Regions from separate parts of the Homo sapiens genome. Here region 2 is linked to region 1. The links are chromatin loops, found by intact Hi-C in ENCODE. Cell type or tissue: chondrocyte. All regions are shown on one strand. Links, peaks and the distances in the headings refer to the core of each region. The heading gives the core; the rest is flanking DNA.

Region 1 (16,020 bases), core at 4,225-9,224:
AATTTTAAATCTATACTCATCTGAAATACTGGTCTGTATTTTCTTTATAAGGTCTTTGTCTAGTTTTGTTATCAAATTAATGCTGGCCTCATAGAATGAGTTAGGAAGTATCCCTCCCTCTTTAATTTTATTGAAAAATTTGTGTGCAGTTGGTATTATTTCTTCCTTAAATATTTGGTAGCCTTTGGCCAGGCACGGTGGCTCACACCTGTAATCCCAGCACTTTGGGAGGCCGAGGCAGGCGGATCACAAGGTCAGGAGATTGAGACCATCCTGGCTAACACGGTGAAACCCTGTCTCTACTAAAAATACAAAAAATTAGGCAGGCGTGGTGGCGGGCACCTATAGTCCCAGCTACTTGGGAGGCTGAGGCAGGAGAATGGCGTGAACCCGGGAGGTGGAGCTTGCAGTGAGCCAAGATCGCGCCACTGCACTCCAGCCTGGGTGACAGAGCGAGACTCTATCTCAGAAAAAAAAAAAAATTTGGTAGCCTTTGTGTGTGTGAAGGGTTTGAACTATAATTCCTGCTTTCAAATAGATACAGGACTATACAAGGTTACTTATTTTTCTTTAGTGAATTTTGGTAGTTCTCATTTCTTAACAGATTTGGCCATTTCATCCAAGTTATCACATTCATTATTATTTATTGTTTGGAGACAAACCTGATTCTAACTGATACAAAATTTGATTTCTGGCATTGTAAATGGCTCGTCACTACTTTTAGCACCAAGTTGACTATGAGATATGAACAGTACACTGGGCATGATAAGGAATGGATGAGTCAGTCCTACAATAACATTTTAAAGTAAAAGACGACTCAAGGGAACTTGATATAGTTATCCAAGTAGTGCATAACTAGTTAGACCAAAGCGAGAGCCAGTTCGAGAAGATTGGTTTTATTTGTTGTTGCTGCTTTATTTTGTCATTTTGCCTCTAAGCTGTTTCTAGATATCTCAGAAGCTCCGCCTCCTGGACTGTGTGTAACGTGTCTTGTACAGTGGGTAAGCAGTTAACCTGGAGGCAGAAGTTCCTCATGTTTGTAGGTTTGAGGTCTGTATCATAACATTGTAGGGAGATGACCTTTTATCACAGCACAGACATTCTGTGAAAATAGGACATTGTAATTTTAAAAATGGGTCTTCCCCCGGAAAGGGAAAGACAAAGCTTTCCCCAGTCTCCCCTTTTGCAAGCCTGGGTTGTCCACTCAAGCCGACGGGCTCACCTAACAGTTCCAGGTTCACACAGAGTCAGGTGGTGGTTGGATGAGGGGGGTCTGTCCTCATGCTCAAGGCTTCCTTCTAAAGGCTCCTCTACATTTGAAAAGTTCCTGTAACAGTATTTAATGTCACTGAAATTACTGTTAGTTCGGCTGGAAAATTCTGGGGAAAAATATACCATGGGAAAAGAAGGGTTAAGTCATTGAGCCCCTGCACTAGCTGGGTTGGAGCCCCTAAGGATTCTGGAAACACTCATTTAAGAACTGACTTGATGTGATTCATTGCAGGTGAACAGATACGTCATCATTTATTTTAATGTAGAAAATAGTATTAATGAGTCTGAAGCCCCTGACGCAGCTGGGACTAGAGTGTGCCCTGCTTCTGGCAAGACATGGTGGTTGCATGGGCACAGGGTGGCCAGCACCCCTCCTCAGGTGCGCTTTTTTGTGGTTCTGAAGTCAGCTATGCAGGAGGGATCTCTTACCAGTCTACACGATCTTCCTGATAGCATCACCTCCCCCTCCCTAGGGAGCATCTACATCTTGGCCAAACATTATGAACTTAATATTTAATGTTAAAAGAGAAACTGTTTAGAAAGTCTAGAAACCTCTCATGTGCCTCGTGGCAATTATAAGATCCCTGGGCCCCCCTTAAACAAAGAGCTTTGTTCTTTTAAAGCAATTACCAGAAGTAAAAAAGCAATAATGCCAGTAAAACCTTTAAAGGCACATGTGCAGGAAGACAATTGGAGTTCAGGCTGTCTGTGGGTAGCTGGTGATCTAGCCATGGCACAGGAAGATGCTGTCTTCTGGAGGGTGAAATCTTAGTGTCCCTACAGCCATTGCTCCTGCAAACCCCATCTGTGGTTGGTGGAGACATTAGCATTTAGTTGACACTTTTAACCTTGGTTGAATGGAAGGTATTACATTACTATGGAGCATCCTCACATCTTGACGTATTGTCTACTAGGTTGCCAGCATCTTCAGCAGCAAGCTATAGTTAGGTTAGTCAAGTGATTCAGTCAGCAAAAATGGTGAGGTCGCCAGGCACCATGGCTCACACCTGTAATCCCAGCACTTTGGGAGGCCAAGGTAAGAGAATGACTTGAGGCTAGGAGCTCAAGACCAGCCTAAGCAACATAGGGAGACCCCGTATCTGCAAAAAATAAAAAAATTAGCTGGGTATGATGGCGCACACCTGTAGTCCCAGCTACTCAGGAGGCTGAGGTGCCAGGATCCTTTCAGCCCAGGAGTTTGAGGCTGCAGTGAGCTGTGACTGCACTACTGCACTCCAGCCTGGGCAACAGAGTGAGATCTGTCTAAAAAAGAAAAAAAACGTGGTGAAGCATTAGGAAAGAATTTTGCTTGTGAGTTGCCCTTTGGTGGTTGGAAGGAAGCTCGTGTCCTGGCTTCCATACTTGCAGCATCTGCCCCATGCTGCCTTCTTAGCCCCACCTGCACCCATCCGAAGCTCTGTCCATGGTGCCACCCCTCCCGCCTTTGGTGCATGTCCTTCAGCCTGGAGTGATTTCTCAATGTGGCCGCCACCTTCACTGCATGCGAGCTCCTTGTCTCCAGAGCCTACCTGCAGCTTTGACTTTCTCTTTCTGGAGAAACCCCTCCCCAGGATCTGGTTTTCTCTGGCAGGCACTGTCCTCACTGCAGAAAGCTTGCCCTTCCTCCTTTCCATGCTTCATGCTAACTTCAAATCCTTGTCTTCAAAGTTCTTTTTTCTCCCCATTTTCCTCACTCTCACACCTGTCCCAATGTTTTCGATGTCAAATGGGCTACATTTGTAGTCTTGGTCAAGAATTCCTGTTGAATAAGAGCGGGATGTCTCTCTTTCTCTCTGTGTTTTTATTGAGATGATCAGATTTATGTATGTGTATGTGGGAGCTGTTTTAAAAACTTAAAATTATGCAAGACCTCTGTAAACTTATTTTCATTCATCTGAATACATGATTTACTTACCTTAGTTAAAAATGACAGAAGGCCCTACTTATATTTCTACAGTTTGTTTTCAGACAACATGACATTTAAAGATCTTTTCATGTTAGTACATGTAGATTATCCTAATTCTTTTCAACCTTTGCATGTAATGCTATGCTATGAATTCACTGTTGTATAGAAACATTTCCCTACTGATATTGGGACTAAAGAGTACATTCCTATAAAATATTTTAATCATTTAAAAACACTTCTGTGTTTCTGTGCTTTCTGTAGAAAGTAAAAATGTTATGTTTTAAGAATTCCACCATTGAAGGGTATTAGTCACATGAAGATAAAGAGTAACTTCGTTTTGTAAAATAATCAGTTCCAGTTTCCTGTGTTTAAATATATACATGTATTTAGTTTGATACATATATATTTAATTTGTATGTATCATATAGATTTATGACTTGGGGGTATAGTGCAGATGTGTTACATGGATATATTGTGTAGTAGTGAAGTCTGGGTGTTTAGTGCACCTGTTGCTTGAATAGTGAACATTGTACCCTATAGGTAATTTTTCAACCCTCACCCCCATCTCACCAGTGTCTATTATTGCACTCTATAAGTCCCTGTGTACAATGGAACAAAAACTCTGTAACAAGTGCTATGCCTGGCATTGCAGACACACAGAGATGAATAGGGCTGTACCCTGAGGAGCCTCAGACAACCTAGACCACTGGTAATACAAGGCAAGGGAAGAAGTAGTATTGTCTTCTAAAATAGGAACAGCTGGTTTTGACTTGGGACCAGGCATAAGGGGACAGACCTGGGTCTGGGGAACAGGCTGTGGGTAGGGTGTTCCTGGGAGTTGGGAAATCAGCCTCAGATCTGCAAGAAGGAGCTTCTCTTCATCCTTAGGCGGTGGGTGTCTTCAAATGAGAGGACCCGGGAGCAGCAGGTTCTTGGACCACTGAAGGCTGTGACAAAGGTTAATAAACACCCTCTGCCCCCAATCCCACCTCGAGATAACAGCCATGTATGTGCTCTTCAGCACCTTCTGGCTCAGAGGTCATTTAAAAATTTTTTTTACAAGAATGTAATATGTAATATGTATATGTATATTTGGTGTGTGTGTTTATCTTTATATATACTGGTACTCTTGTTTTCACTGGACCGATTTATAAGAATGAACTGAAGTTTATATATATATATTTTTTTTTTGCTGCAGATCATATTCCAGCCAATAGCTTAAGAGCACAAATTGTGGTCTCCTGACAGTAACTGTGCATGCTGTATGGTTTTTAACATCGTTTTAATCAGTAACTATTCATTTTCTTATTCCGCTTTTTCTCATTTCACATTATCTTATGCATCCTTCTTTACATAGCTTCCTAACCTCCATATTTACCACTTTTTAATAACTTTCTATCCTTTCTTTGATAGAAAGGCTCAGTACAGGCTGACAGTTCCTCAGCTGTTGGGTTTAACTGGTGAGGAGGGGAAGGGCCCTTGGGAAAGAAGTCTCACTTATTGATCTTTCTCTTCACACCTGTGCACAGGTGCAATGGCTGGATTTACTGAAATGATAGAGAAAAAAACCCACCATGGTACTGTTTAACACAAAGTACTTAAGCATACTCTAGGTTCTTTGAGCAGGAGATCCTGAAACATTTGGGGTATATTTTACTAACAGAAAAAAGTACAAGTCTTCCAATATGTAAACACAATTGAATTTACTATAAATTAGAGAAAAGATTAGTGAATTCTTATTTCTTATTTTCCAATTATCCCATCTACAGCACTTTGAGGCTGCTTGCTGTTCTGACATCTTCCATAGTGTTTCATGGTCTTGAAATTTTATAAGAATTTAGAAAAAGACTAATTACTTAGCTACTGAGGGCTTCAAAGAGCTTGGTTCAAATTGAATATCTGGCTTACAATATGGAATCACCCTATTGCTTTTTCCTTCTATTGTCAGATCACTTGGTCATTTTGAAAAAGCTGCATACAGTGATACTAGAAAAAAATTATTTGCTTGGTAGCTTTTGTTAGCTTCTTAGAACATCTGTTATCAAGCTAAGTTCATCATTCCTGGAGAGCAACTAAAGCCCTAACCAAATGTGACTTCACTGCCCATGTCATGGAAGACGATGGAGTTGGATTGGAATGTTGAGTGTTTGCCTTTGGTTTCTGAGGTCTGCTCTCCAAAACAACATGGTGAAAATTGAGTTGTACACTTTACTTTTCCAGAAAGCACTGGGTATATATGATACCCAATTGGTTTAAGAACCTCAGATTTCAGGAGGCAGCTCAGTTATCTCCCTGTAATAACAGCCAATTCCACAAACCAGTTGTTTGATATGTGGGGCTTGCAGGCCCCCTGGTTTGGGGATGGAAACAAAAACACCAAATTGGAGTTGGCCTGAAACACAGCTACCCCTGAACACTCAGCTGTCTCTGGTCACACGGGCTTGGCTTTGGAGACTGGGTTATAGCCTAGAGAGGACACGAGTCAAGTCCTTGATGCTACACGATGGAAGGACATAAGGGCCTGGTCGTGGCAGGTCCATGGGACTCTAAAAATGAAGAGCAACATCATGGAAAATATTGTGACTTAAGAGAGCATCTAAGAGGCAAAAAAAAGTGATTTTTTTCCCAAAGCAATGTAGACGAGGTGTTACTTAGGAAGGTGTTAAATTGAAGTAACACTTGGCCCATTTGAAAAATCACAGGAATACCAATACAAAATGGGAAGGGACTGAAGAATTTGCTTCCTGATGAGGCAACATTAACTTTGGAATTAGGTACATCTGGCTGCACTAATAGTGGTTTTCCAACTCACTGGCAGTGTTTATCAAAATGCAGATTCCTAGGTTCTTGCCCAGATCTAGTGAATCATGATCTCTTGAGGAGGTTCCCAGGTATCCTAATCTTTAGTGAGCTCTCCAGGTGATTTTAAAACACAGCTAAAGCTTTTAAGAGCTTACGATGTGCCAGGCACTGTTTCGACTGCTTGCTATGCATGATCTCACTTAGAATGTAAAATGATGGTACGAGCTCAGTATTATCATCTGTGTTTCATAGCCAAGGAAGCCAAGGCTTAGAGTAGCCATTGGACTTGCCTGCAGTCACACAGTGGATGATGGAGCAGGGATGTAAACACATGCAGCATGTCTTTAGAGTCCACACTCCTAAGCACCATGGTGCCTGCTCAGCTTTTTATGCTCTTTGTACTCTGGGAACCACTAAACAAATTAATTAACTTCTCTGGCTGTCAATTTCCTCATTGGTAAAACGGATACAAACAAATTTAAAAGTGTAAAGCCTGTAATGGTAAATCTTGATAATGAAGAGAAGTCCAGCAGCTCTACTTTCTTAGGCTATGAAGAACATCTTTGTGATGCAATGTTCTATATTTGTGGTTTGCATTTATGGACAAACTTCAAATATGGGAATGATAGTAATAATGAAGAATTTTTTTTAGTATAGTATGCTTTCTTAGATGTCCCCTGTGCTGAGCAATTTCACTGTGGCTAAATCTGGATCCCTTCTAATCTTTGAAAATTTCCGTTTTCTTTATTTGATTTTTCTACGTTTAAAAACTTTTAGCCTGATAAAGAAAAGATGCCCTCTTCTTGGGGTCAAATATTTAAAGGCCAACCAGTTTAAACACAACTATCTGTATAAGCAATAGTAAATACACCATCCCTTTGTCTATAGTGAAGAACTTTTGACCGGTGACCTGCTCACCTTTAGAAAATACATGAAAGCCTCCAGGCCTCTATTTTTTGCCCTGGCAAAGATAACTTGCCAGGAATCTTTACAGAGGATAAAGAGAATCACTTGTTTTTAAAATTAAAATCTTTTTTTTTTAAGGTGACAAATCTATCCTTTCAAATTTAAGAGCAGGAACTTAATTCAACAGTACACTTACAAATTTACTGCCTGTTGCTAAGGCTAAATTTGACAAGGTGATCTTTTATTAGTCATTCGGCCAGAAAAAAAAAAAATGGAATCTCCGTCAAGACTTTGCTCTTTCCAGCCGCACAGGGTGACTCATGTGAGGTTGAAAGCAAGTAGCTTTGGGCAGGACTGCCCTGGGGCACAGCTGTGACCTCTAGTTTTGGTGAGTCACAAAAATAGCTGTAGCTTACTTCCACTTGTCCATTCTCATGAGGCATTTAAACAATGTGAATTGATGAACCACAAACTGATTTTTGTTAAGGGTTTCAGTACCTTTCCTAGAAAAACGTTTCTAGCATGACCTGTAAGTAGGCAGAGTAAGTCGCCCTCTCATCTATCTCTAGGAGGCAAGTTGTCTCTTCTAGAAGACAAATAATGAGTGAAATTGCTGAAGTCAGGCTGGTTGAGGACAGGGCAGGGGAGGAGAGGGAATCTACTTGACTGATAACTCAAGAATATACTATCCCTCCTGAATAATCCAGCCTGTTGCAAAAGTTTGCATAAAAAGGGTGAAATCATTGACTGATATTAGTGAATATTTATCAAGTGCCTGCTATATGCCAGGTCCTGGCTACACACCGTGATTTGTACAGAAAACAATGAAACCTGAAGTGGTTCCTAAGCCCAAAGATGTGGAGCCTCGGAACATGCAGTCACATACACACAGAGGAAGTGCGGAAGCCCAGCAGTGGCCAGCGCTTCCAGGAGAGGCCGAGAGCCGGGAAGCGTGGTGAGGGGCTGAGCTAGACGGGACACTCAGGAAAGCCTTTCTGGAGGGGTCATGTTTCAGCTGAGATCTGAAGGAGAAATAGGGTTGAACTTGCCGAAGGATGAGGAGTACCTTCTGAGTAGAGGGAAAATGTCTTCAAGGCCTGGTGGAGGTGGCAGAGGTGGGGAAAGGAATGGTTTGTCTGATGAGCTGAAAGCACTGGGTGTCGCCGGTGCTTGGGCATCCTGGGGTGGGGGGAGTAGGGTGCAGATGGAGTGAATGACTTAGGCAGGAGAAGACCACGAAGAGCCTATGGGCTTTATACCTGGAGTTGGGGTAAGCTGCGGAAGGATTTTAGGCAAAGGGTGGTAAAATCAGGTTTGCATTTTGTAAAGAACTTTCTGTTCACCATGTGGAGAACAAACGCAGATGGACAGGCCAGATGTATGGAGACAAATCAAGAGGTTGCGGCATGGGCAGGCATGGTTTCTAGGATGAGGGTGGTGGTGAGGATGGAGACAGAGAAACCTAGGAAGGAAAATCTCCCTTGACTGGGAGAGAGACAATTTACACACAGTGAGAGAGAGAAAGACTGGATTGACTGCCAGCGTTGAAGCATCTCCAAATGGTGGATGCTGGTTTTACTCAGAGAGGAACCACTGGAAGCAGACTAAGGTTGTTATTGTGGGAAATGTTACGAATTCAGAAGCATATAGTGTTGAAGTGTGTCTTTCTGATATCCCAATAGAGACAGCTAGAAAGACATCCATCTAGCTATATAGCTCTGGATCTCAGAAGAGTAATCAAGATTGGACAAAGGAATTTGGGAGTCTCTGTATGGCCATGGGTATTGATAGAGTGTGAAAGGAATGAACTATAAATGAACTTTGAGAAATTACAACATTTAATGACTGGGTGGAGGAGGATGAGCCAGCAAGGAAGATTGAGAGGGACATGCAGGAGGAAAACCAAGAGAATATAGTTTCCTGGAAACCAAAGGAAGGTGGTATTTCAAGGAGAGAGAATAATAGTCAATGGTGCCAAAAGCTACAGATGGTCCAGTAAGATGAGGAGGGAAGAAATTCCACTGGATTTAGCAACACAGAGATTCTCAGTAACTTCAGGAAGATTAACTTCAGAAATTAATGTGAAATCCAAGGGCAGGGGCACGTTTTACCCAATGCAGACTATAACAATATTTTTAGGGCACTAATCATAAAGTTTAAAGCACAGATACATACTGACCTCTGGCTGACTGATTTCAGAGATATGCCATATGGATATTTCTGGAAAGATTTGTAGCTTTCTGGACAAACAATGGGGTGGGGAAGAAACGTAGCAAGTTTACGTGTGGGCGAAAAGAAAAGCAGTCAGAAGCCCTGAGTGTTAGTCTTTGCAGCCAAAATTCAAAAGCAGGCCAGGTGATCAGAGGTGCAGCTCTTGCATCTCTAAAGCTGCAGGGCTAGGATATAATTGCCAGAATCTATGAAAGTGTGAGTGCTGTGGGTTTTGCCCATGAAGGCAGAAAGGTGCAAGTGAGGGTCTTGTCCATTCTATTGCCAGCCATATTAGTCTGTTCTCATGCTGCTAATAAAGATGTACCCAAGATCAGGTAATTTATAAAGGAAAGAGGTTTAATGGACTCAGAGTTCCACATGACTAGGGAGGCCTCACAGTCATGGCAGAAGTCGAGGGGAAAAGCAAAGGCACGCCTTATATGGCGGCAGGCAAGACAGCTTGTGCAGGGGACACAATTTATAAAACCATCAGATCTTGTGAGACTTATTCACTACCACAAGAATCAACTCCATGATTCAATTATCTCCCCCGGTCCCACCCTTGACTCCTGGGGATTACTAAAATTCAAGGTGAGATTTGGGTGGCGACACAGCCAAACCGTATCACCAGCTCTGCATTATACTGGGGGTAACTCTGCTTTTTTTTGTTGTTGTTGTTGTTTTGTTTTTTTGTTTGTTTTCAATTGGGAATGAGGCTGTCCTAGGTTTTTTTCCTGAGGTCATTTGCAGTTTTGAAATTGTAATAATTATGTTCATCAAGGTGAACATCTAATTTTGCATGCTCAATTAAGCTAATTTGGCATTTGCTGTCTTGTCTTCATCATTGGATGAGCTAATTTTTTGTACTTTTTTTTTTAATCACAGTATTTTGTCTCCCCACTTGCCTTTTAATCCTCTGTGCATGTGGCAGTGAGCTGTGGCTCTCCCTCACAGGATGAGGTCATGTTTGCTCCCCTGAGGCCTTCTTTGTGCAATCGTGGTCTCTGTATAACACCAAGGCCGCAATTTTCAGGAATAAACATAGATGGGAATGGATGATTCCCTGGTTTCATAAAACCTCTAAGCAACATTAGATAATACTCATTGATAGAAGTAAAACTGAATTATTCTCTGTGCCAGTAGTTTTTATGTCTCATAAGAGATTCTACTGGAGGGATCACTGGGTATTTCAAAGATGCTTGGAAACAACACGTTGATGGAATTGTCTTCAATGGAAAGTCATAAATGTTTGCTGATGATTTTTGGTGGGTCTATCAAAATCAATTAACCCTACCATTGTTGCATTTTGTGCTCACTTAAAAAAAATTATTGAAGAGGATGAATTTTGCAGCAAAGGGGCAAATACTCCTAAATACTGAAAACTCTTTGAATTCTAGAAGAATAGAAACCTGAGAATTGTTCTTCAATGGAAGAAATATTTAGAAAGGCAATTTTCATCACTTTGTATTTTTCCGTGAAAGTGGAATAATTAAAAACATAGTGATTTAAGCTGACTCAGAGTATGATGAAAGAAACATTAAATTTCTTCTGAGTGGGGTATTTAAAAATCATATTGAAATCTGAGGATGCTATGCAAGCTGTTAAAAGTTTATGTACTGGAATATGCACAACATATATGTTGCACAGGAAAAATATATTTTTTGATATAATGACATTTATGATATAAAATAGGACACAACTTCAACTTGGATGTTTAAGAGGAATTAAATGAGATCATGGCTGTAAAGTTCTCAGCACAGTGCCTGGCGCGGCACCAGTGCAGATGGCAGCTGGTGTTACAAGCCTCTCTCTTCTCTAAAGCACTCTTCACTAGAGCAATGCTGTTGACATGTCTGCAAGTCATGAGAACTTTTGGGAATCTTATGTACGCCCAATGTCTTTTCTCAAGACAAGCTGCACACTCACAAAGGCCAGGTGCATTGCCTCAAACTGACTGGCCCAGCTTGGGGCATTAACCAACAGTGGCCGAATATGAGATGTAATTTGTTTACAAGGTGCTTCAGCCGTTCTGTGGTGAGGTTGCATATTGAGTAGTTATCAGTTGACACATCTGACATTTTTTCAATGTCATAAAAGATTCTCGGTAACCTCAGGAAGATTGACTTCAGAAATTAATGTGTAATCCAATGGCAGGGACATATTTTATCCAATTTTTTTCAATGTTTTACATTGAAAAAATGTCAGATGAGTCAACTGGTAAAAATAAAAGGGATGTGTCATAAGATCAATCAGTAAAAACAAAGGGGTTGTATCATAAGAGGGAGAAGGGAAAGACTTGGATGGAGGAGGGGGCAGAGACAGAGAAGCTGCATCATGGCAATAATGGCATCAGTGGAGGGGCAGTCGTGGGCATCTGCTGATGAAGGGTCCTCATGGTCCAGTAAGATGGGGAGAGACCATGAGCTGTGTGGGGCTCAGACAGTACGGAGCCTACTTCATTTCTCCACTAGGCCTGGCTGTGTAGTTTCAGAGATGTCCTCTGAGTTTTCTTTCTTCATTATCATAAACCTCCAACACCTAAGGCTGTGCTTCTCAGAATTTCCAATGAAAGTGTCCCACAGTCTGATAGTCGAGATGGGGAGCCTTGGAGATCTGGAGATCCAGGCTGGAGCTGCAGGCAGCAAGCATGAGATTCCCTTCACTTTTTCTTAGGATCTCAAAAATGTACCTGATTTTCATACTTCAGTCTATAATAGGTTTATTTTAATGGGGGGAAGCCTGTCATCAAGGGAACAGATCCACTAAGAAAATGTGCTGCTATTTGAGTACCACATTTGGAGAATTGATTTGAGCAACCTGGCACATCTCTGTTCTTTACAAACTAAATGGCCAGAGAATAAGATGACTTCACTTTTTCCCAGAAAGTGGAGAGGGTCATTTGCAGTCTCTTGTAAAGATTGAAAGGGGGTCTGTAAGCCAAGCTACAGGCTCTCCTCATGCAGCTGGTCCTGGGATCCTAATTAGTATTTATCATTTTCTTTCTTTACTGCCCATTCAAGATTCTTCACTACTAACCAACATTTCAGCCGGTCTGACCAATTGGATAATCCAGGCCTTTAGCCCTGAGGGGTCTGAACTCTTAGTCGCCTTGCTTTTATAGGCGTGTGATTGAAGACATTGCTATTTCCGGCTGCCACGGAGCATGGAGGCACCTTGTGGGGCTGTAGGCAACAATGCAGCTGTGGAGAGATGCATAAACTACACTTGGCATGACAGCCCACTGTGGACAGTGGTGGTTCAGAGTCCTTGATATTTTGCTCTTTTCAGGTAATGTTTCTTAGACGCATTTCCAAGTAGCAATAGAATTCACACATGGAGCAGTTCATTTTTAGCTTCTCTACTTCTCTACAGTGTTTTAAGTACACTGATATGTTATAATTTCTTTAGTCAGTATTCAACTACAAGATACTTATCTCTATATTATTTTTTGGCTCACAGTTTTTGGGATATCCAGCTTACTTGGGCAATACTTCTCAGTGATCTTTCCAGTTGGATATTTGAAAATACAGTGGAAATAATTACATCTTAGTCACAAAAATCTACTTGATGTTATATCAGTTTATAAAAGAGGAGATGTAGACTTCCAAAATTTCAAAATCAGAACTTTTAGTAATCATCTAAAGTTATTTCATAAATTAAAAAATAATTCCAAGGATTTAATGATATGCTTTACCATAATCACAGTAAGTTGTGCAAACATATTCATAGAAATCATTAGTATATGTTAAGTACCATGCTAAGCAGTTTACTGGTATAACCTCATATAATAATCACCTGTGGTTATCCACATTTTATAGATAAGAAAATACATCCAATCAGTAGTGGAGCTGGGACTCAAAACTGAGATTGTGGAGACAGCAAATCCCATCTCACAAGGCCAGCGAGAAGACATCAGGTCAGCTTCAAAGTAAAGGCATTAAAAGACATGTAGGAACACCTTTAGGCATAAGATGGGCCCCAACCATCTGCATTTATGCTGAACCCACTGAAATGTCAAACATCAAATCCCTTTAAAAACTGTACTCTGCTGAGTCTAAGAACAAGAACTGGATTTCACCACATAAGGCCATATGTCTGCAGCCCTCCAATTCTCATGGAAGCATTTTGAAAGCACTTTCACTCCAAAACAAGTAAAAAAGATTGCTCTAATCAGCAACTCAACAATTTAAACTACATGTTGGCTTAATTAAAATACTTAGATCACAGTTGGATATTATTTCTCTATTGAAATACTTTCCACAAGGATATCATTTTTTGTGAGGTAGATTAGTAAATAGATGAAGGTAAAATATCTGAGACATGGGCTCATTCATTGGACAGAATTTATTGTATTCCCTTTGGAGTTGTTGTGGGATAATGACAGGAATGGAAACATGCATTCACATAACAATCATTTACTCATTTATCAAGAATGTATTCAGCTGGTGCTATGTGGCAGACATCCTGTTAGTTGCTATGTCTACAGATAGTGCAAAGTACTATTTTCTTAGTACAGTGCAGATTGTTTTAAAGTGTCACTAATGAGGTATTTCCATAGTTCATCTGTAGAAGCAGTGTTTTTAGAAGTTTACTGTTCTGTACTTTTATTCTTTAATAGTTATAACAATTATATAAAAGGACTAGGGATGTCATCTTACAGTTATGGAATGTTAGATTTGGAATTACATCAAGGACACCTTCTTCATTCCACAGATAGGGAACTGAGGCCAGGAAGCACAGTGACCCAGAAAAGTTTGCAGAACAATTTAGAGGTGCAGGCAGGAGTGAAACCAAGCCTCCTTATTTCTACCTTGTCCTTATTTTACTACTCTACTGAAAATAAAGTCATAAATGTTTATCCTCAAGGTGAGAAATCCATTTTAACCCATTCTAGATATATAATGTTATGAATATCTCCTGCAAAGCTCATAACTCTCCAAATAATCTCAACGGGTTGAGCATGCAATGCCAAGAAATTCTTCATTATAAACTAAATAGTTCATTAAGATATTAAATCCATACCTGCTTTGTATTTTTTAATGAAAAAGTATAACAATAGATGATTCACTTAATTTTGATAAATGTTCATTATAAACAATAAATTCCTCCAAATTTTATAAATTTTTGGGGCGTATTTTGAGGCTATTTGGAGCAACAAATATTCAGTTTTAGATGATATATTGTATATATATAACAAATATGTGTCAGATTATGTATAACATATGGTCAGCCCTCCATACTTGTGGGTTTTACATTCACAGATTCAACCAACTGTGGATCAAAAATATTTGGGAAAAAAAGGATGATTACATCTGTACTGAACATGTGCAGATTTGTTTCCTTGTCATTATTCTCTAAACAATACAGTGTAACAACTATTTGCCAACATTTACATGGCATTAGGTATTATAGATAATGTAGAGATGAGAGTGTACAAATCCTAAAAAGAGACTACCAGATAAGCCAATAAAGTGATATTCAAGATAATAAAGAACTGATAATTATAAGATCACTGCCACCAATAATTCCTCAGTGACTGAAACCTGAATATAAACTTGTAACATGAATGGTTCTTCTGAAAATCTCACAGACTCCAATTTGGCAGTGATGAATAACCTTGCAGGGTTTTGAGGCAAAGGCTTTAAATGGAGAATAAAATGACTATTAAAGAGAACACAGGCTCTTCGTGGTCTTCCCCTGAATTAGTACAGGGGAGGATGTGCATAGGTTATATGAAAATACTTTGTATCAGAGACTTGAGCATTCATGGCTTTTGGTATTTGAGGGAGGGTCTTGGAACAAATTCTCCAGCAACAACAAGAGACAGCTATATTTGTCCAATCTAGGTCACCTACAACTTTGGATGTCTTTCTTTCTTCTATCATATATCTCTATCTATCTATCTATCTATCTATCTATCTATCTATCTATCTATCTATCTATCCACACACACACACACACACACACACACACACACGTTGTAGTTTGGTTTCCACTGGAAACAGACTCTGATATTTACATGCAGATAGCTGGTTTAATGGGAAATAACACTATTTCCCACTAAGGCTGAGGAACAACACCTATTGGAGGTGAGAAGATTGGGTTGGGCCAGGAGGTATTAATATTGGAAACTCGATGGGATTGCAACAGTGGCCTCAGCCAATTCTGCAAGGAGCTCTGGGACTAGGTTGGCTTTTCAGAGTTGTCCAGCCTTGAGACAAGGAGCCCGGGCCTCTAAATGTCCCCAGCCCCTGTCTAGTCATTGGAAAAGGGATTCCTCTGGGCATGGAACAGGAGTTTAGGAGAGGAGTAGAGTTGGTCTGGGACCTGTCTGCTGCTCTATAAAATAGTCTTTGAAGAATGAGTGACTGAAATCACATTGAGAAAATGAGACTTGAGGCAATTGGTGAGTAGATGTTATTATACTTAACATAGTTGATAAGGCTGAAGGTAGAGAGATGAGTTATAATTTTGACATGTCTCCTTTTTACTTTTCTGACAATGCAATCCAGATTCTTTTGCTGGAAGGGAGACGTTTAAATGGCATAAGCCTTCCCCTTGATTGTCTGGAGCTGTGGTTGGGAAGCCCAAACAGGCAATGACTGCGGATCAATTGCCGCATTGAAAAAAGTTTTATTCAACATTAACTTCTTAGCAGGACTTTGGAAATTGGCCCAGTTCTCTATTGGCTTAGCAAATGCCTGGAAAATGGGACTTAAAAACAATAACATAAATCAAAGGGTTAGGACAAGGAGATATGGATGTCTGGGAGAACAGCTACAGGTTCTTGAAGATTAAGCTTTTCCTGTGCAGTTTGGTATCACAGCCTGATAAGCAATGCGTTTGGGAGGTTGATCCTGCTTGAGAGTAGGATAGAGAAATTAGGAAAGAAATTAAGAGTTCTAAAGGGAATTTTTTTAGAT
Region 2 (16,020 bases), core at 6,127-11,126, 330 kb after region 1:
TTAGAAATATAAGTACCTAAAGTACTTGTCATATCTAATATTCTTCCAGATAGCCTCCCTCAATTCTCTTCTATTTTATACATTTGATCCACAGCATGACATGTGCTACAAACTGAAACTTGTAAATCATTCCCACTTCTGTAAGACTCTATTGAAAATAATGAAAAGCTAAACTCTTGCCTATGCGCACTGAGTCACATACCACATTCTTGGCTTGAATGGTAGTTAAGCAGAAAAATTGACTGAACAATTTCCAGTAATTCTCAGTGGGGTTAAATGACACAGGGAAAAAAGTAATAGTGATGGTTACAATGTGTAATGATAGAATCGAAATGGAAGAAGTTTGCTCATTACAATAACCTCTCTTGAAGGTGACATTAGAAACATATTATCTATTGAGTTGGAGGTTTCAACCCATTAATGGGTCACAACCAGAAAAAATTTTTTAACAAAATAGAAAAAATCGCAAACAGACTACATCATATATGGTAAAGATAAATATCATTCCGCACAATTTTGTTTCTGGGCCAGGTGTGGTGGCTCACTCCTGTAATCCCAGCAATTTGGGAGGCCAAGGTAGGCAGATCATAAGATCAGGAGATCGAGACCATCCTGGCTAACACGGTGAAACCCCATTTCTACTAAAAATACAAAACATTAGCCGGGCGTGGTGGGGGATGACTGGAGTCCCAGCTACTCGGGAGGCTGAGGCAGGAGAATGGCGTGCACCCGGGAGGCAGAGCTTGCAATGAGCCAAGATTGCACCACTGCACTCCAGCCTGGGTGACAGAGCGAGACTCCATCTCAAAAAAAAAATAATAATAATAATAATAATTTGTTTCTGGTTTCACACATGTGTATGCATGGTCTAGAAGTAAAATTTATTTCTTCCAGTGGGCTGTAGTTTAAAAGGCTTGAGGGTGATTACTCTAGAACAGTTTCCTAATCATTTCAAAATTGGCCTGAGCTCTTCTGTAAAATAGAAATCCTTGACCCCTGCTTAGGCTCATGGTGGTGTTATTTTTCTTCAGCAGTCTTCCCCAGATGATACTACTTCCAGAATATAAATTAAGGAGACTTTTCACTCTTGCAGAAGTGTTTAGGAACAAGCAGTAGCTGGAATGTGGGGTAAGGAAGTAGAAGTCCCAGACACCACAGGTCTCCCCCAGGCTCCTTCTCTGCAGGGCTCTGACCCTTAAAACCAATGGTTTCTCCAAGCCAGGTCAGAGAGAAAGGACTCCACCTGCCCTCCCTTGGCTGGGACCCAATTTGTCTCCAAAGAAGAGTCTACTTCTCAAGCACCTTGCTCTGAATGTATGAGTATGATTAGTGTAACAGATTGGGTAAAAGCCCAACCTTTTTTAACATGAAATTGGCTACATCAATAAAAAGTCAAGATTTGGTTACAAAGCAAACACAAGGTCCTCTATGAGGTCCTGATTGTGTCTCCTTCACAATCACTTTCAAGGAAGGTCATCTGTGAGTTGGGTGGAGAAAGGGAGTCCCTGCAAACAAGCTCAGTCTCATACAGAGTAGATATTCCTGGAATTGAAAGGTGTCTTAATATTTGGGATCTGAAGTATATTCTTTGAATGTCCAGTCCTCCAGCTGTCACACAGTGTTATGCAAAGAACTGCTTTAGAGGTCCCTGAAATTTTATATATATAATTTATATATATATATACACACACATATACACATTTTTATATAAGAAATATATACATATATAAATCTTATTTATAAAGCATTCCAACTCTTTGTTATTCTTCACATGTAATATGATAATAGGCTCTGAGGATGATTTTTCTAATGCCAGAAGAAAATCAACAAATTCCTCCTGAGCCTCCATTGTCATCAATTATACCATTGATTTATTCATGTATTTTCATACATTTTACTAATCTAAATGTATAGTATGGTCAAGGGTGTGTACTGATGGCCAAAAGAAAGTCTAACATGAGCAAGAGGCATTAGAAATATCATTTGACCCAGCAATCCCATTACTGGATATATACCCAAAGGATTATAAATCATGCTCCTATAAAGACACATGCACATGTATGTTTATTGCAGCACTATTTGCAATAGCAAAGACTTGGAACCAACCCAAATGCCCATCAATGATAGACTGGATAAAGAAAATGTGGCACATATACACCATGGAATACTATGCAGCCATAAAAAAGGATGAGTTCATGTCCTTTGCAGGGACATGGATGAAGCTGGAAACCGTCATTCTCAGCAAACTAACACAGGAAGAGAAAACCAAACACTGCATGTTCTCACTCATAAGTGGGAGGTGAACAATGAGAACAAGTGGACACAGGGAGAGGAACATCACACACCAGGGCCTGTTGGGGGTTGGGGGGCAAGGGGAAGGATAGCATTAGGAGAAATACCTAATGTAGATGATGGGTTGAAGAATGCAGCAAACCACCATCGCACATGTATACATATGTAACAAACATGCACGTTCTGCACATGTATCCTAGAACTTAAAGTATAATTAAAAAAAAAGAAAATAGAAAAAAATAGATAAACAAATACAAATAATTAATTCCTTAGTGCAGTGAGGGAAAAGCACATTCACTTCTCATCTGTGAATCAATCTTTCAGCTGAATATTTATTGGTGTCATGCCAGGAGGAGAATGAAATGGGATGGGATGGAGACAGAAATGTCTCTGCTTCTCATCATTGCCCAGCCCCTGTGGCTTCCTGTCCCGTTCCCAGCTCTAAGCCCACAACCCCATGAAGCCCCCAGATTTGCCGCTATTCTTACTGGCTGGAGGCCCCACAGGGCAAGAGAAGTCATCACCAGAAGGAGACTTTTGGAAGGTTCATCGCTTGGCACAAATTGGTCACCTAGGCTCAGTTACTATGCAATGAACAGAGGAGGTGTGTGGGTTACATTTTTCTCCCTAATATCCTAAACTGTAACCTGGTCTTTGTAATAGAAAGATTGTTCTAAATGGTGTTTGGATTCAAAAGTACTGTAATTTAGTTGTATAATAGATTAAATCATGCTGAATGAATTGGCCTAATTACTGATCTAATGGTAACCCACCTCTTTTTATTCTGGATTTAAAGCAAAAATAACAGAAATATCATTAAACTCTTGGAACACACAGCATTCTGCTAATTCGACTTCTTCTGTTAGATGCTTGAGATGGATTTTTCTCAAGAAGAATATCACTACTGACAGAATATATCTTCGTAAAATGAATGGATTTATTGCTGTGTCCCATAGGCTGACTCTTAAAAATCACTAAAGACCTTTCTCATCTTATTTGTCTTTTAAAGCAAAGCATATATTATGAATGCATATAAATTTAATAATATCCTTGTTAAGTTACTCCTATATTTTGATATGAACGATTCGGTGAAATTGACAAAGATCAAGTTCCTTGAAAATGAGTTTGTTTTTCTAAAACTGAGCAAGTCTGGACGAAATATGAACCAAATATGATCTTTAGAACATTTGATTGACTTTATTTTCTGAGTCAAATGTAAAGTAAACTCAAAGAGGAATGAGGGCTTCAGAGTTTACTGCTATTGACTCTGCCAGGCTCAACAAAGAAGGCCTGTGAGCCCATGGAGGGGCCTGAGAGCCGTCCCCACGCACCCCAGCCCAGCATTCATAATAATGACTTATGCACTCTGAGATGCTGTGCCCTAAACACACCAGAAAGCTGCTGAGTGTTTGACAGGTCCATAAATCATCATGCCCAGGCGGTTTTGCACCCTGTGGAGTCACTGGCCCTGGGGTTTAAGCCCTGGGTTTCATTGCCTGCTTTAGAGGGCGAAGCCAGAAAATCTCCTTTGGATGTAGCTGTAACTTTCTTGTTCATGAAGCCTACTGCAATCTCATGCCAACCTGGTTTTTCCTGTGGCTCTCTTGGACACTCGTTCCTTAAGCCATAGGTGTTGTGGCATGAAGATTTTATTCTATAGGTAACGCAGTCCTTCTGTCCTTGCAACTATGAGCTTTAAGGAGAGAAATGAGGTTTCCAGATGAAAAAGAATGCAGAATGACCAGTTCCTACAAAAGGGCAGTATCTTTTCCTTTTATTTATTTATTTATTTTATTTTTATTTTTATTTTTATTTTTATTTTTAGGGACAAGCTCTCTCTGTCACCCAGGCTGGAGTGCAGTGACATGATTATGGCTCACTGCAGCGTCAACCTCCTGGGCTCAGGCAATCCACCCACCTCAGCCTCCTGAGTGGCTGGGACCACAGGTACACACCACCATGCCTAGCCCATTTTTGTATTTTTTGTAGAGATAGGGTCTCCCTGTGTTGCCCAGGCTGATCTCAAACTCCTGGGCTCAAGTGAGCCTCCCACCTCAGCTTCCCAAAGAATAAGGATTACAGGCGTGAGCTACTGCACCCACCCTATTTTATTTATATTTAATTTACAAAGCTCTACATGGTACCCCTTAGGTCCTGGCATTAGTAAGGCCCCACAAAGGGTCATGTGGACCATTCCCTGGGTAGTCCCCTATAAGTCCTCACCTTCCACACTCCCACTGCAGTCATCTGTGACAGCTGCCACATGGCTTCTCCTGTCTGCACCAAGCAGAGGTGGCAATGTTGGAGAAATGCCCACCTCGACGTCAGTTGGCTCCACTGTAAAACCACGTCTCTGACTTCAGTTGGTACGTAGCTGTGGGCGTTCATGCCGTCACTAACCCCAAAGGAGAACTCTAAATGGTGACTGTAAAGCCTCCTGGGATTCCTGTGAGCTGGACGGGGTGCTTTTACATGGCCTCACTGTCCTGAGGCAGCAAGTTAGTTGTGAAAGGGCACCAGGCCCCAGAGCCACAAGAAAGGCTGCATTGAACCACGTGTGTATTTTCTTATCTCTGCCGAGCGCCAGTGTAACCAAAACTTGTCTGTTTCTCACATTACAAAATCCTAAATAAGCATTCTATCAGGCCCCTTAAATTAGAAACCTCATCAACAAGACGTTCAGCCAGCAACCTTGCCATTGCGTAACAAGGATGGCTAGCCACCCACACCCTCCCGCTCCATGGAACCTAGACTCAGCCAGCTGTGGGTTGTGCTGGGCAGAAATCGTTGTGTCGGTTACTCTTGCTGTTTGATTTATTCTCCTGGTTGATTTAAGTCAGAGAAAACTGTGACAAAGTGACAAGGAATAACACAATCAAAGGACCTGGATGCAAAAACTGCTGGACCACTTATGTCTTCAGGGATTTTCTGCAGCAGTGAATGACATGGGCTTGGCAATTCCCCTTGGGCCCTTGGGGCCACTGGCAAACTCCCTGATGAGAAGAATCACAGAATCAAAATACAATACATATGTTAATTCTTCAAAACATTATCTGATCATGTTACTTTATTTACGTATGGAGCTTTTTTTGAGTCCTCTGCAATCAACCTCTCCACTTCTTCACTGAAATGCGATCATCCTTAATTCTTCTCTGTTCCTTACCCCCACATTCATTCATCTTTCTTTCCAATTTTAACTAGGATCTTTTTCATATTCTGTCTCCAGGATCAGTACCATTCCAGACTGTTGCTAGAAAAAGTATTCTGGGGCCGGGCGCGGTGGCTCAGGCCTGTAATCCCAGCACTTTGGGAGGCCGAGGCGGGCAGATCACGAGGTCAGGAGATAGAGACCATCCTGGCTAACACGGTGAAACCCCGTCTCTACTGAAATGCAAAAAAATTAGCCGGGCGTGGTGGCGGGCCCCTGTAGTCCCAGCTACTCGGGAGGCTGAGGCAGGAGAATGGCTTGAACTCGGGAGGCGGAGCTTGCAGTGAGCCGAGATCACGCCACTGCACTCCAGCCTGGGTGACAGAGCAAGACACCAGAAAAAGAAAGAAAGAAAGAGAGAGAGAGAGAGAGAGAGAGAGAGAGAGAGAGAAAGTAATCTGAATCGCAAATCTGATGAGGTTCCGCCTCTCTGCGACCCCCTTTAGGGCACCTCCATCCAGCAGAGGAGCCGGACTCTCCCACTTCGGCTCCTGGACTTCTTACCCCGGCCTTCCTGAGGGCAGCCTGACCTCAGTCAGAACCACCTTGTGTCCCCATCGGAGTCTTTCCTGTCTTTGCAGATAATGAAGGTCAGCCAGATTCTCCCACTCTCCTTGTCTCTCACAACTCAGATTAAACCTTCTCATCCCTCTCTCCCTCCTCATAACTATTAGCACTGATCTCCACCACAGCCAGGCAGAAATCAGGGCGAAACGTGTCATAGCTCTTGGCCATTTGGTCACCTGTGCCTTCTCTCTGCTAATCCAGCCCCTTGAGGACAGGATGGGCCAGGTCTATGGCACCCGAGAGACGGGGTTCTGCTGTTCTCTGGGCTTGATCGTGGTCATCTGTCTGACCTCTTCCTCTTTGAATAACCTCCTCTGTCAGCCAGAGATGAAGTCACCTGTCTTGCAGAGTTACTGTTAGGATTAAATGAAACAGTGTAAACATGTTTCTAACATAGTGCCTGCAAAGCAGGAAGTGCTCACAATGATTTCTGTGTTAATGTCCTTATTCCAACAGACTACCTGACAAGTCCTCCATTTAACATTTATTCAGTCAGCAGCTATATATTGAGTGCCTGCTATGTGCCAAACACCCTACTATGTTCTGGGTACACAGAGTTGAAAAAGACACAGCCCTGGGAGGCCAAGGCGGGCAGATCATGAGGTCAGGAGATCGGGACCATCCTGGCTAACACGGTGAAACCCCGTCTCTACTATACAAAAACTTAGCCGGGCATGGTGGCGGGTGCCCGTGGTCCCAGCTACTCAGGAGGCTGAGGCAGGAGAATGGCATGAACCCAGGAGGCGGAGCTTGCAGTGAGCTGAGATCGCGCCACTGCACTCCAGCCTGGGAGACAGAGCAAGACTCCGTCTCAAAAAAAAAAAAAGAAAAAGAAAAAAGAAAAAGACACAGCCCTTTTCCATCAAGGAGTGCAGAATTTCCTTGTGGTGACAGTGAGGAAAGAGGCACTCAGCATTGGGAGTGATAAGTTCCATGATAAAGATCATAATGCAATGTTTTCTGAACACTGTGCATATGACTGATGTTTTAATCAAAAGAGCAGGAGAGGAGGAAGGAGGCAGGTTGCTTGTGGCTTTGTGGCGTTGCTAACTTGGTATCTTTTCAGTTTCTTCTTGGGGGCAGTCCAGTGTTTCTGTTTTCCAGGGTATAATGCCTATTTGATGCTTCCAAGGGGAATTGCCTGACCCGGACACTCGAGGTTATTTCAGGACTGATGTTCCAAGGAAAATGCATTATCACCTGATGGTTCTCTTGAGCTTTATTCAACTTTGCACTGCCTGCTGATGTTTTTTGCAGGAGATGTGGGGGCCAGGGATGGTCTGAGTCATATGGAATCACTTCAGATGGCAATCCTGAGAGCCTTACAGAGGGAGGGCGTGGACAGACTTTGCCAAATCATCATGGAATTTACCAAGTGGCATACCCTGAGAAATGCAAACATTCCAAGAGACACTTAATATTACTATCCTAAATGAGGAGGCACTTGCCAAGCTATGTCTGGGGTCCAGGTTGTAAATCTTAAGTTGCTATTACAGGTGTAAGATATTATGAAAAGAGAGTCTGTACTCTGACGGTGACTGAGAGATTCACGAAGCTCTTCATGGTCGGAACATAGTTATTGTTTTCGAGCTCTATGTCTCTCCTTTGTTGCTAACATGTCTATAGCACAATTTTTGCTTTGCATTTGATATACATGTGATTATGTGGTTTCCTTTACTTTTCAAATAACTTTAATCCTGTTTATACATAGAACACAGGACTACAGGGAATTTTTCAACACATTTTAATTTCAGAGATTTCTTCATGACTGCCTTCCTTAGGCTGGTCACCCACTCTAACCTCTGTGTCTTTCGAGGGCCTTAAGTAATGAAAGGAGACACGGGCCTGGGGTTCCAGGGTCCAGGATGTACTATCTGGGCTCAATGATACTGTATATTGAAGTGAAAGTGACAATGGGGCAGCAAAGGAGGCAAAGAAAAGGAGAGGGAAGCAGAGGTAGGAATACAGATGGAACAAAGACCTGCTCTTTCACTGGGATGGTGAAGGGGGCCCCCGTGGCTGGGCATAAATTGGCAGAGAAACTTGTGCTGACCGAAATCTGTGTGCTGAGGCCTGTTTGTCTTTGATCTCCCAGAAATATTTTTTTCTCTCATCTTTGTCATGGGACAATCCCAGTCACTTGTATCTGTTCCATTCCATTCTGAAAATGCTCCAGAGAAACTGAATTTGAAGGAAATAGTGAAAGCTGTAACTTGGAAGGGGAAAGGAAAGAGAAAAGGGGACGAGGAAAGGAAAAAGTGTGATGGAGAGTTATGGGAACATTTTACAGCAAGTCCTTTCAAAGCCAGGAAGACCTACTTTTTATATTCATCCGAATTTGCAGATTCATATTAATTTAATACAATGCCTTCATTGCTGTTCTATTCTTTCTCTTAGGGAAAAAGGGGAATGAAAAATGGTTTGCTGCTTCTCCTCTTGGCTGCAGAATACAATTACAAAACTGTAAAACTATGATGTTAAATACCATAGCTCCGTAATTACCAAACCAAAATACTAGGTGCATACCAAGCTACACAGTCACAAAATTGCTGCATAGTTCTCATAAACTTCATAAAACCTCTTAAAATAATCTTAATCTTTTTTATTTTTTAAAGTGTTGAAAATCAGAAGCTTTACCTATGAGACATATGAACAATCTTAAACATTAAAGTCATTTAAAAATGCATAGACAAAAGTACATAAACTGTTCAAAAATTAGAAGTCTTTTTGCTTTCATGGCTTTCTAAGGTCTAAATATTTATGAGGCGTAATTTTCTCCGAAAATCTAATCCTATTAGCAGTTTTTCCCTTGGAGATAACTAAATTAAAAGGATTATCTTAATGTCAACAGAGTTTTATTGAGCATTTTCTACATATTTGATGAAAAAGCATTGGAATTTTCCATTGTTTTGAAATTATTTAATACTTAAATTTTTCATAAACTTTTTGAAAATTTTTATTTGTATAGAAAAAGTTGAAAGGATAATACAATAAATACTTGTATGTCCTCCATGCAGATCCAGAAACTTTTAACATTTATTATATATGTACATTTGTTTCCTCTTCCTCTGTTTCTGTCTCTGTCTCTGTGTGTGTGTACACATGTAATCATATATATTATGTATAATATATTTGATATGTGTATATATACGATTTTTATTGTCTTAAGCATTTGAAAATAAATTACAGACATCATGAAATTTCACTCCAAAGAGTTCAGCAGGTATGTCCTAAAAATAAGGCCCTTCTGCAACAATACCATTATTACATCTAATTAAAAAACAATAATTTAAAAATATAATTTAACATTCAATCCATATTCAAATTTTCCCCAAAGCCCCAAGAATGTCTTTTTTTTTTCTTTTTCTTTTTTTCTTGCTCTGTCCCCCAGGCTGGAGTGCAGTGACACGATCTTGGCTCACTTGGCAACCTCTGCCTCCTGGTTTCAAGCAATTCTCCTGCCTCAGCCTCCTGAGTCGCTGGGATTGCAGGCGTGTACCACCACACCCGGCTAATTGTATACTTAGTAGAGACGGGGTTTCACCACATTGGCCAGGCTGGTCTCAAACTCCTGACCTCAAATGATCCACCCACCTCGACCTCCCAAAGTGCTGAGATTACAGGCGTGAGCGACCACGCCCTGCCAAGAACATCTTTTATAGTATGTTCTTTTTTTGATCCAAGATTCAAATCAGTGATTGTTCCTGTTAATGTTCAAAATTCCCAAAGCTCACCTGGGCAGATCCCTTCCAACCGTCTCCTGGGTTATTTGAGCCAATCCGTGTCATTCTTTGAGCCTTTGTTTTCTGTCACAAGATGTCAGAAGCTTACTTCATACTTTCTTTGTCCCGGATCTGGGGTAGCCATTTCTCTTCTGAGTCTGAATTTCTTCATCTACTGAAAAATAGTTCTTAGAAAGCCAAAAATGGCACTGGTATGCTAATTGGCACTGGGACATTATTGCTTCTTGACCCTGTCAGAAGAGAGCTATAAATACACATTTTTTAAAATCATGAGCTAATATTGATGTTTGCAATTCAAATTTAGCACTACTGTTTTTCCTAAATCATTTTATCTTATATCCCAACTTATTTTTCTTACACTAAAATTCTTGATTCCTGATAGTTTAATATTCTTTTTTTTTTTTTTTTTTTTTTTTTTTTTTTTTGAGACAGAGTCTCGCTCTGTCTCCCAGGCTGGAGTGAAGTGGTGCGATCTCGGCTCACTGAAAGCTCGGCCTCCCAGGTTCATGCCATTCTCCTGCCTCAGCCTCCCGAGTAGCTGGGACTACAGGCGCCCACCACCACGCCCAGCTAATTTTTTGTACTTTTAGTAGAGACGGGGTTTCACTGTGTTAGCCAGGATGGTCTTAATCTGCTGACCTCGTGATCAGCCCGCCTCGTCCTCCCAAAGTGCTGGGATTACAGGCATGAGCCACCGTGCCCAGCCTTTTTCTCTATTTTTTTGAAAGTAAACATGTAAAATAGGTATGATTTCTTCCTTAAATGTTTTATAGATTTGCCATTAATACTATCTAGAATTGTAGTTCTGTTGGTGGGAAGGTTTTTAATTAAAAACACAATTTTTGTAATGGATGGGGAACAATTCAGGTTTTCTATTTCTTTTTTTTTTTCTTTTTCTTTTCTTTTTTTTTTTTTTGAGACGGAGTTTCGCTCTGTTGCCCAGGCTGGAGTGCAGTGGCTGGATCTCAGCTCACTGCAAGCTCCGCCTCCCAGGTTCACGCCATTCTCCTGCCTCAGCCTCTCGAGTAGCTGGGACTACAGGCGCCCGCCACCATGCCCAGCTATTTTTTTGTATTTTTAGTAGAGGCGGAGTTTCACCGTGTTAGCCAGGATGCTCTTGATCTCCTGACCTCGTGATCCTCCTGCCTCAGCCTCCCAAAGTGCTGGGATTACAGGTGTGAGCCACCCCGGCCGGCCAGGTTTTCTATTTCTTCCTGAGTCTGGACAATTTGGAATTAAAAAAAAAAAATGTCCTTTTTTCTAAGTTGTTAAATTTTTGGCATAAAATTATTTATTTCATTCTCTTAATTTGCTTTTGATTTCCATATTATTTGTAGTGATTTTTTTCTTTATTCTCAATATTTATAATTTATGTCTCTCTCTCTCCTCCCTTGCTCACTCGCTCTTCTTTCTTTTCAGCCTAATTAGAGGTTTATTAAGTTTTAAAAAATATTTTCAAAGAAGCGGCACTGAGTTCATAACTATTTATATTTTTCTACTTCACTGATTTCTGCTCTTAGGCTTATTTCCTTCCCCTCTGTCATCTTTGAGTTAATTTACTCTTTTATTTCCAGCTTCTTAAAATGGACACTTAGATGGTTGATTCTAGATCTTTCTATTTTCCTAGTATATATTTCAAGCTATATAGTTCCTCCTAAGCTAAACTTTAGTTGCATTTCACAATGTTTTGGTATGTTGTATCTTTATTTTCATTTGATTCCAAATATCTTCTGTTGTGATATCTTCTTTGTTCCATGGACTATTTCTAAATATTTGGGGATTTTTCCAAAACATCTGCTATGATTTTTAATTTATTAAGATCAGAATATGTACTCTGAGTGATTTCAATTTGCTTATATTTATATCAAGTAATTGTTTATGACTTATAATATGATCTGTGCTTGCTACATGTTAACTAGAAAAAAATGTGAATTCTTCAATTGCTTATTACATCCTTCTATAAATCTCAATAAGCCTCAAATAGTCTACAGTGTTTTACAAGTCTCTCATATCCTTACTGATATTTGGGAAACTTGTTCTTTTGATTACTAACAGGTAATGTTAAAATCTCTAAGTATAACTGTGGTGTTCTCTATTTCTCCTTTTATTTTTTGCTTTAAGCATTTTGATGAAGAATATGTAATGGGGCATACATATTCTGATTTTTTGTCTTCTTGATGTATTAATCCTTTTACCATTGGTAAATGTACCTCTTTATCCTTGGTAATATTCATTGTTCTAATTTGCCTGATCCTTCCTTTTGATTGCTGTTTGCATGGTATAAGTTCATATCCTTTTACTTTTAGCCTATATGAGTTTTCCTACTTAAAGTGGGTTTCATGTAAACCACAGATAATTAGATCTCATTTTTTGTTCAGTCTGACAATACATGATTTTTAATGGGAATTCAGACTGTTTACATATATGTAATTATCAATATGGTTGGGTTTAAGGTCTATCATCTTGCTATCTGTTCTTTCTTCTGTTTTTCTTCTTTTCTCAACTAGCTCTTATAATGTGATTAATTTTTAAGATTGTATTTTATATCCACTATTGGCATATTAACCATATGTCTATGTTTTATTTTTTATTAGAGCAGTAGAGGTTACATTATGCATCTTTAACTTATCAAAGTCCACCTTAAAATGATATTATACTATTTATGAATTACAAAAGTTTATGAAATTATAAGTGTATTTTCATTTTCCTGCCATTATTTGTATTGTTATGTCATAATTTAATTTTACATATGTTGCATAACCCAAAATACATTTTTTAGCTTTAAGGAGTCAAGTAACTTTTTAAAAATTGAGATAAAACTCATGCATCATAAAATTTGCCCTATGAAATTGTACAGTTCAGTGGTTTTTAGTATATTCACAAAGTTATACAACTACCACCACTATCTAATTTCAGAATGTCTCACAATCCCAGAAGAAACCCCATACATATTAGCAATCATCCACATTCATCCCTTCCCCTGGCCCCTGGGAACTACTAATTTACATTCTGACTGTGAATTTACCTATTATGGGCATTTTATAAGAATAGAAGTACATTATATGTGGCCTTTTGAGCCTGTCTTCTTTCTCTTAGTCTAAAGTTTTCAGGGTTCATCCATGATGGAGCATGTATCAACACTTTATTCTTTTATGGCTGGATAATATTCTATTGTATGAATGTATGATTTTGTTTCTGCTTTCATAAAATGATGAACATATGAGTTATTTCCAACCTAATGATGGACATTTGGGATATAAATTAAAAATGCTATGAACATTCAGAAGAGTTTTTGCATGGAGATATGTTTTTAACTCTCTGGAACATACACCAATGAGTAAAATTGCTGGCTCTTATGATAATTCCGTTTAAAATTTGAGGAACTGTCAAACTGTTTTTCAAAACTGTTATATGCCTTTTTCAACAGTAATGTGCATTAACTCGCATTTCTTCATAGCACCTCAACATTTAAATTGTCTGTCTTTTTAAATATAGCCATCCTAAAGGTTGTGTTTGTACTTTTCAAATTACTAATGATGTTGATCATGTTTCTCATGTGCTTATTGGCCATATCTTCTTTGGAAACATGTTTATTCAGATCTGTTTCCATTCTTCAGTTTGATTAAATTTCTTTTTTATTACTGAGTGGTAAGAATTCTTTATGTATTCTGTATAAAAATACCTTATCTGATATGATTTGAAATTATTTTCTCCCTTTCTGTGGGATGTCTTTTCACTTTCTTAAGCATGTCTTCTTAGGTATGATTTTTTTTTAATTTTGAGGAAGTCTAACTTTTCTATTTTCCATAGCTTTTGCTTTTAGTTACATATCTAAGAAACTTGCTTCATTCAAGATCACAAATATTTATACCCATGTTTCTTCAAGGAGTCTTAGAGTTTTTACCTCTTACATATCGACTGAAGTCTGTTTTGAGTTAATTTTTGTATATGGTGTAAGGCAAGGGTCCAACTTCATTCTTTTGCATGTGAATATACAGTGGCCTCAGAACCATCTCTTGAAAAGACTATTTTTCCCCTACTGAATGACCTTAATATCTTTGCCAGTAATCAAAATCAATTGACCATAAATGTAAAGTTTATTTCTGGACTTTCAACTTTATTCCATTGATCTCTATGCCGTCCTAAAGCCAGTACCATACTCTATCGATTACTGTAGATTACTATTATGTTTTTATATTGGGAAGTGTGAGTCTTCCAACTTTGTTCTTCTTTTTCAAAATTGTTTTGACTATTGTAGGTATCTTGCATCTCCATTTGAATTAGGTTCAACTCATCAATTTCTGCAACAAAGGTAGCTGGGTCAGTGATAGGGATCTGTTGAATCCATAGATAAATGTGGGGAGCACTGTTATTTAACAATAGTAAATCTTCTAATCCATGAACACTGAATGGCTTTCCATTTATTTTGGTTTTCTTTAATTTCTCTCGATGTCATGCAGTTTTCAGAGTATAAGTTTTATACTTTGTTAATTTTTTTCTAAGTGTTTTATTCTTTCAAAATTGGTGTCTTTTAGAAGTGGTATTTTTAAAAATTTCATTGTAATATTCTTCATGGCTAATATATAAAAATATAATTGATTTTTGTATATATTAATTGTGTATTGTGACACCTTGATGTAGTCATTTATCACTTCTGAGGGTTTTCTAGTGGATTCCTTAGGATTTTCTGTATGTAAGATCATGTCATCTATAATATAGTTTTACTTCTTCTTTCCCGGTCTGAGTGTCTTCCATGTCTTTTTCTTTTCTAACTGCCTTGGTTAGAATCTCCAACTGAATATTAATAGAAGTGGTGAGACTCAACATCCTTGTCTTATTCCTGACTCTGGGTACTGAGGATGTGTTCAGTCTTTTCATCACTAAGTATGATGTTAGGTGTGAAATTTTCAGAGTACTTTATCATGCTGAGGAAATGTTTTTCAATTCCTGTTTTTTTTCCGTATTTTTATCAAAAAAGTTTATTAGATTTTGTCAAATACTTTCTCTGAATCTATTAATATAATGGAGCGGTTTTTGCCCTTTATTTAATCGATATGGTGTATTATATAGATTGATTATTGTAGGTTGAACTAACCTTGCATTTGTGGGCTAAATCCCACTGGGAGATGTTGTATAATCCTTTTAGTATGCTGTTGGATTCAGTTTGCTAGAATTATGTCAAAGGATTTTAGTTTTTTTGTGATGTGTTTGGCTGGCTTTTATGTCAGGGGAATATTGGCATTACAGAATAAGTTAGGAAGTGTCCCCTTCTCTTCAGTTTTCTGGAAGAGTTGGGAAATCATTGATGTTAATTCTTCTTTGTTTGGTAGAATTCACCAGTGAAGCCATCTGGACCTGGACTTTTCTTTGTCTGGAGGTTTTTGATTACTGATTCAATCACTTGATTGAATCTCCTGATTGAAAGACACTATGCTTAAGTAGTTGTTTTAAAGTCCATATCTAGGTATCATAAAAACAGAAAATATAACGGTGATTACTAGACACTGGGAAGGGGAAAGGGGAGAGGAGAATGAGGAGAGTTTGGTCAACGGGTACAAAGTAACAATTAGGAAGAATAAGTTCCGGTGTTTTATTGCACTTAGGGTGACAATGGTTAAGAATAAGGTATTATGTAATATATCACAAAATTGCTAGAAGAGAGGCTGTTGAACATTCTCACCACAAAGAAATGATAAATGCATAAGGTGATAGATATGCTAAATACCCAGATTTGGTCATCATACAACATATATGTATGAAAATATCAAATTGTACCCCATGAATACATACAATTACAATGTGTCAGAAAAATAAAGTCCATGTGTACTCTAGCATCATCTCTTTCATATCTGGGTTTATTTCTATTGGTTTCTCCCAGTACTGCGTCATTTGTGGTTGCTTCGTTGTGTATTTAGTAATTTTTATTGCATACTGGATATTGCGAATCTTATTTTGTGGAGTGCTGGATTTTGTTTTGCGTTTTTATTTTCCTTCCAAAAGTGTTAAACTTTGTTCTTTCAGATAGTTAAGTCACATAAGGATAAACCTGGTTTCTTGGAGGCTTATGCTTGAGCTTTGTACAGCTTTAGAGTAGCTTTTACTATGGTATAGGAGAGCCTTATTGTAAAGTCATGACCATTCTGGATTCTCTATTCAGTGCCCTGAGTGTTCAAGGACTCTCCACTGTGGTTTGACCAGAACTTAAAGGTC

Evidence for each region. Hi-C counts contacts between places; a loop is a spot of excess contacts. Peaks named below come from ENCODE experiments on the same cell type or tissue, not always from the same donor. Only the 100,000 strongest peaks of a DNase experiment are listed, where the experiment ranks them.
Region 2: a loop joins it to region 1, with 2.6 times the contacts of the local background. A loop is called at or near these places in 4 of 110 quality-filtered maps.

Annotation. Positions count from the first base shown.
Region 1 is chr18:11,491,839-11,507,858 of GRCh38, reverse strand. It overlaps LINC01255 (long intergenic non-protein coding RNA 1255), which reads right to left. Exons shown (of 4, transcript NR_110779.1): 3 at 1,223-1,327; 4 at 876-1,102. Among named protein-coding and RNA genes, the nearest start is that of LINC01255, 11 kb to the right of the region's middle. In chondrocyte, for the core only: no CTCF peak of the experiment used is centred there; a DNase peak (open chromatin) is centred at 7,230.
Region 2 is chr18:11,168,016-11,184,035 of GRCh38, reverse strand. No RefSeq gene overlaps it. Among named protein-coding and RNA genes, the nearest start is that of PIEZO2, 26 kb to the right of the region's middle. In chondrocyte, for the core only: CTCF peaks have their summits at 8,284 and 8,517; no DNase peak of the experiment used is centred there.